2 separate regions of the Homo sapiens genome follow, and region 2 is linked to region 1. The links are chromatin loops, found by intact Hi-C in ENCODE. Cell type or tissue: prostate gland. All regions are shown on one strand. Links, peaks and the distances in the headings refer to the core of each region. The heading gives the core; the rest is flanking DNA.

Region 1 (2,905 bases), core at 161-2,660:
TACTCGGGACTTGAACCCGGGAGGTGGAGGTTGCAGTGAGCCGAGATCGTGCCACTGCACTGCAGCCTGGGTGACAGAGCAAGACTCCATCTTAAAAAAAAAAAAAAAAAAGTTACAAAATACAGAGATAGAAAAGAAAGTTATCCATCATCCTAGAATGTAGCAGAAACAATGGTTGACATTCTGGTATGCTTCTTTTAAAAGTTTGTGGGTGTGTGTGAGCATTTAAAATTGTTGATCCAAACATAGTTTAAAAACAGTCAACAAAATAAGAACATTTTGTGTTAGACTGGCAGCACTTTAGCTTTTTTTTTTTTTTTTTTTTTTTTTTTTTCTTGAGATGGAGTCTTGTTCTGTCACCCAGGCTGGAGTGCAGTGGCGCGATCTCGGCTCACTGCAAGCTCTGCCTTCTGGGTTCACACCATTCTCCTGCCTCAGCCTCCCCAGCAACTGGGACTACAGGCGCCCACCACCACGCCCGGCTAATTTTTTTGTATTTTTAGTAGAGATGGGGTTTTACCTGTGTTAGCCAGGATGGTCTCGATCTCCTGACCTCGTGATCTGCCCGCCTCGGCCTCCCAAAGTGCTGGGATTACAGGCATGAGCCACCGCGCCCGGCCTAGAATTCTTTATTTGTGGTGTTTTTTTTCTTTTTTTTTTTTTTTTTTTCACTTGAGAATTCTTTATGAAGGGGCTATCAAGTGTATACCTTAATTTAACCTACTCAGCTGCTTTCATAGGAAAGTTTACTTCATCCAATTTTTATCATAAATCATGTCTTATGATCATGTTTGTGCATAAAGCTTTAAAAAAACATGGAGTTCTGAATTATTTCCTTAGGCTAGACCCAATTCTAGGACCGGAGAATATGAGCATTTTTGAGACTCTTGATACAACCCACACATAGATCCCATGGATGTGAGGGGATGCCCGCTTTCCCTCAACCTCACCTGCATTTGGAATTGCACAATTGCTAGATGAAAGATAATTCAGTACAGATTGAACTCCCATTCATTCTGGGATGGATCAGCAGGAAATTCTAAGAGGAGAAGCTGGTTAGGATCAGAAAACCAGCGAGGGCCAGGTGCCCAGTAGAGGGCGCTGCAGCGCATGCCGGTCCTTGGCCTGCAGGAGCAGCCAGGGGGCATGTGCCTGAGTTGGGCGAAGTACTGGCACAGGCTGTCCTGGAGAGTAGGGCAAGGAGAGCGTGAGGGAGGCAGGAAGGTCCAGAAAGCAGCAGGTCTCCTTTTCAATTCTAGCCTTTCAGCAGGCATCCAGGATGACGAGTTCTGCTAACAGCCTGGCTCCCTAGCGGGTGTAAGGGCTGAAGAGGCGAGACGCTTCCAGAGTCCAGAGGTGCCTCTCATGAACCTGAGGCCACCTAAAAAACCTGGAAGCCTGGAGAAAAGGAAGGGGCTGAGGCCCCAGAGACCATGCTAGGACTGGCCCTGCAGGGCCACTAAGTGGACTCTACCTGCTGTTGAGAAGGCCCCCTAAAGGGTTCTTTTTCTCCTAATCTCGAACAGGGCATTGAAAGCATCGACCAGACTGCCAGCCTGTGCCAGTCTGACCTGGAGGCCGTGCGGGCGGCAGCCCGGGAAACCACACTGTCGTTCGGTAAAAAGTGGCACAAACTGTGCAGCGCAGCGGGGTGCCTGGGGCCCTTAGAATCTGCGAGAGGCCACACCCAGCTCTCCCAGCAGGCAGAACAACTCTGGGGCACCTGGGATGGGCACCGTTAGCAGCCCTGGCACAGAGCCGACCTCCACCCTTTGTAGCATCCTGCCAAGGCAGGCCTCCTCCATGGCTGGGGTGGCAGGGAGTGTTCGCTGTCTTCTTAGACCTTTGGGATAGAAGCCAGAGGCAAGGCAGGGTTCCCATTCAGCGGAACATCCTAGAGGTAAAGACAAGGCCCCCAGGCCATGTGAGTCACCAGGTGGGGGCTCCCGCACATACTCCCTCCCCTGCCGCTTTGCAGAGACCACTGAGACCCACAGTCACTAAGCACTAGGGCCACCCTGGCCCAGGAGAGTTGGAAGTGCCAAGGCAGGATCCAACCCGCTGACAGGTCCCTTTGCTATTTCAGGTGAAAAAGGACGGTTAGCTTTTGAGAAGATGGACAAGCTCTGCTCAGAACAAAGAGAAGTCTTTTGCCAGGAGGCAGATGTTGAAATCACAATATTTTAAAAAATCCTGGCTGATGAGCACAAATCTCACATCGTTTTTTTTGCTGCTGCCCAGCCTGGACATAGCCTGCACTCTGGGTAATGGTGCTGTGCACTCCTCCAGGAGTGTGAGCTGCCCAGAGCTCTACCTGAGACTCCGGCCATTGACCCAGCCCCAGGGCATGGGCTGGTCTTTTGTACAGAGGCAGAAAAAAGCAAGGCAAAGGTACAGCATTCCAGGGGCTGCACGGCCTCAACAGAGCGCTCAACTTCTGGCTGAGGGTCTGTGTGACCTTCCCCGAGATGCAGAGCTGAGCCAAACTAGGTGGCCACCTACAAAAGGGCCAAGGCCAGGCAAGTTGAGGCCCTAAATAAAAGGCTCCAAGGCAAGTGTGTAGAACTCCAGGCCTCGCTGCCGGTCAGCTGCTCGGCACTTCTGCGTCAAGAGGCACTGGGGATGCAGCAGGCTGGCAGGTGGCTGGCCCTGCTAATGCAAGACTGCTCAGGCCATTTCAGCAGCAGCCAGGTGTCACCTTGGTGAGCTGGGGAAGGTGGGAAGGCACAAAGCCAGGGTTTCTACAACCACACTCTCAGCCCGACTGACTTGCTGCGAGTGCTGGTGGAGCTCACAGACGGCGGCTGGTGGATGGTGGACTGTGAACCTCACTTTCCCTATGTTCAGCAGCACAAAGGGAAGAAGCCACCACATCAGCCCAGGAGCCCTGAGCAGCACAGGCAGT
Region 2 (2,905 bases), core at 196-2,695, 470 kb after region 1:
CTGAGTAGCTGGGATTACAGGCGCCCACCACCATGCCCGGCTAATTTTCGTATTTTTAGTAGAGATGGGGTTTCAGCATGTTGGCCAGGCTGGTCTCCAACTCTTGACTTCAGGTGATCCACCCACCTTGGCCTCCCAAAGTGTTGGGATTACAGGCATGAGCCACTGCGTCCAGCCATGACATTTATTTTTTAAAACGTGACCCATAATGCCATTTTCCTTTGCCAACTAGACTTTTGATTTGTGACTATGCCTGAGGGGACCACACAAGGAAGGGTGTTAGAATTCGACAACTCATAAATGACAGAAATTTAAAGTAAACAGCTAAAATAATCGTATTAGCTCATAAAACGGAAAAGTCTACAGGTGTTCTGAATTAAGGTTTGGCAGGACCCAGGGGCTCACATGATTCATCAAAACGTGGTCTCTCTAAGCTCTGTTTTTCTCTTTGAGTTGAGACTTACTAGACCAGCTCAGCAATCTCAGTGGAAAGTGCATTCCCAGTAGTTGCAGTGGAAGTCCCAGGGCAGGCTCTCATTGGTCTGGACTGGGTCACGTGCCCATCCCTGAACCAATCACATTGGCCAGTGGGGTGAAATGCTCTGGTTGCCCAGGGCTGAAAAATGTCCATCTGGATTTGCAGGGTTGTGATCACCTCTTCCTAAGGCATTACTACAAAAAGAAGTCAATGGTGGATGGGACAGGCAGCTAAATTCTTTAGAGGCCATAGGAGTAGCCTCACCACTGTGGTGTTGGTTTCCAGGCCCCACCAATCTGTGTCAGTTCCCCTGGAGCCGACAGAAAAAAAACCCTCAGCCTGAGTCCAGAGAGGTAAAGTGACTCCCCCAAGGTCCCACAGGTAGTAAGGGTAGAGCAGCCCTCAGACTCAGACCATTTCACTTCTGAATTCTGGGGGCTGGAAAAAAATCCTTCTCAAAACCAGAAGGTGCGCTGCATTGGGTCTGAGAGTGTTGGGGCCACTTGTGAGATCAGGGACTTGCAAACAAGTGCCTATGAGGGCCAGACAGGGGAAAATGCTACTTAATATTACTGAGCACTTAACTTTGCACCAGACTGTGCAGAGAGCTCTGGCATGGGTCCTGTCAAGCAGTCCCTGCAGCTCTGAGAAGTGAGTACTCTTTGCACCATTTGCAGATGGGGAAACTGAGGCACAGAGGTCATGTAATATGCCCAAGGTCACACAGCTGGTAGGTGGCAGAATCAGGATTTGAGCCAGCGTCTGACCCAAAGCCCCTGTGCTTTAACGCTCCCATTGTGGAGAGGGAGGTGAGACAGGTGGCACGTGAGAAATGTGTCCACTATGAGGCAACTGCAGCATGCCTGAGAAAGGGCCGCTGACGCTGGGGACTGGGATGACCTGGAGACATCAGGCCTAAAGGGCAGCTGCTACTCACAGCAGCTGGTTAAACAGGAGCCAGAAATCTAAACTTTAAAAATGCTGGCTCCGTGTTTAAAACGTACTGTGGGCAAAACAAAATGAGTGCATAGGCCAACTGCCTGCAGCCTCCCTCCCAGCTGCTGTGGGATGGCTTGGTTTCAGGTAGGCATGTGCTGCTGTCTGGTGGTGGCACAGGGTAGTGGCATGCAGGGCAAACATGGATTTCCAGCTCAACCGGGGGAGCTGTAGTGAACTTGCATACCCCTGTGTGCTCACTGTTCTTTAGAAGGGGCCTGGGCACATACCTTTGGGCGCCTGCCCCCAACTGAAACTCCATCACCCCGCCTTTTTTTTTTCCTGGAGACGGGGTCTTGCTCTGTCACCCAGGCTGGAACACAGTGGCATGATCTGCGCTCACTGCAGACTCAACCTCCCAGGCTCAAGCAATCCTCCCATTTCAGCCTCTTGAATAGCGGGAACGACAGACATGTGCCACCACCCCCAGCTAGTTTCTTTTTGTATTTTTTGTAGAGATGGGGTTTCACCATGTTGCCCAGGCTGGTCTCGAACGCCTGAGCTCAAGCGATCGGCCCACCTCAGCCTTCCTAAGTGTTGGGATTACAGGCATGAACCACCGCGCCCAGCCAACCCTCCTTTGATAAACCAAAAATATTTTTCAAGCTACCCACATATATATATGGGTATATATATATATATAGCAATATATATATTGCTATATAAGCAATAGGTAATGCTTGCATAGGTAAAGAATAAGAATCACGCCGGGTACAGTGGCTCATATCAAATAATATAAACAGGGCTAGAGTATGGATAAGCTGACCCTGGACAGTGGGCCAAATCCAGCCACTTGCTTTTCTATAGCTCAGAAGCTTTTGTGGGTTGTTTGTTTGTTTGTTTGTTTGTTTGTTTTTTAGAGACAGGGTCTTGCTCTGTTGTCCAGGCTGGAGTGCAGTGGCACAATCACAGCTCACTGTAACCTCAGACTCCTGGGCTCAAGTGATCCTCCCACCTCAGCCTCCTGAGTAGCTAGGACTACAGATGGACACCACCACATCCAGCTAATTTTTTTTTTTTTTTAGAGATGGGGTCTCGCTATGTTGCCCAGGGTAGTCTCAAACTCCTGGCCTCAAGTGATCCTCCCACCTCAACCTCCTGAAGCACTGGGATTACAGGTGTGAGCCACCATGTCAGCCACGAGCATTTTTTAAATGGCTGGGGGAGGGGGAACAATATTTCCTAACACAGAAAATTCAAATTCCAGTTTGTAAAGCTGAATTGGCACACAGCCATGCCCCTCATTTACATATTGTCCGAGGCTGCTTTTGCACTGCAGTGGCAGAATTGAGTCGTTGCATCGGAGACCACGTGGTCCACACAGCCTAAAATATTTACGATCTGGCCCTTTACAGAGAAAAGTTACCAACCTCTCCCTAGTCTAGAATGAAGGGTAAATTGCTCCCCATTCATGTTCCCTCAGGTACTCAG

Evidence for each region. Peaks named below come from ENCODE experiments on the same cell type or tissue, not always from the same donor. Only the 100,000 strongest peaks of a DNase experiment are listed, where the experiment ranks them.
Region 2: a loop joins it to region 1, with 2.3 times the contacts of the local background. A loop is called at or near these places in 4 of 110 quality-filtered maps.

Annotation. Positions count from the first base shown.
Region 1 is chr20:50,586,514-50,589,418 of GRCh38, reverse strand. It overlaps RIPOR3 (RIPOR family member 3), which reads left to right. Exons shown (of 22, transcript NM_001290268.2): 21 at 1,527-1,617; 22 at 2,087-2,905. The coding sequence ends at 2,187. Among named protein-coding and RNA genes, the nearest start is that of MIR645, 2.2 kb to the right of the region's middle. RefSeq lists enhancers at 1,196-1,255, 2,072-2,584, 2,585-2,905 and a silencer at 993-1,287. In prostate gland, for the core only: a CTCF peak has its summit at 1,109 (motif pointing right); DNase peaks (open chromatin) are centred at 1,118 and 1,758; H3K27ac peaks cover 706 bases.
Region 2 is chr20:50,119,693-50,122,597 of GRCh38, reverse strand. All of the region lies in intron 5 of PEDS1-UBE2V1 (PEDS1-UBE2V1 readthrough), which reads left to right. PEDS1 (plasmanylethanolamine desaturase 1) reads left to right here. Exons shown (of 6, transcript NM_199129.4): 6 at 1-2,905. Among named protein-coding and RNA genes, the nearest start is that of UBE2V1, 8.0 kb to the right of the region's middle. In prostate gland, for the core only: a CTCF peak has its summit at 1,564; a DNase peak (open chromatin) is centred at 1,577; H3K27ac peaks cover 726 bases.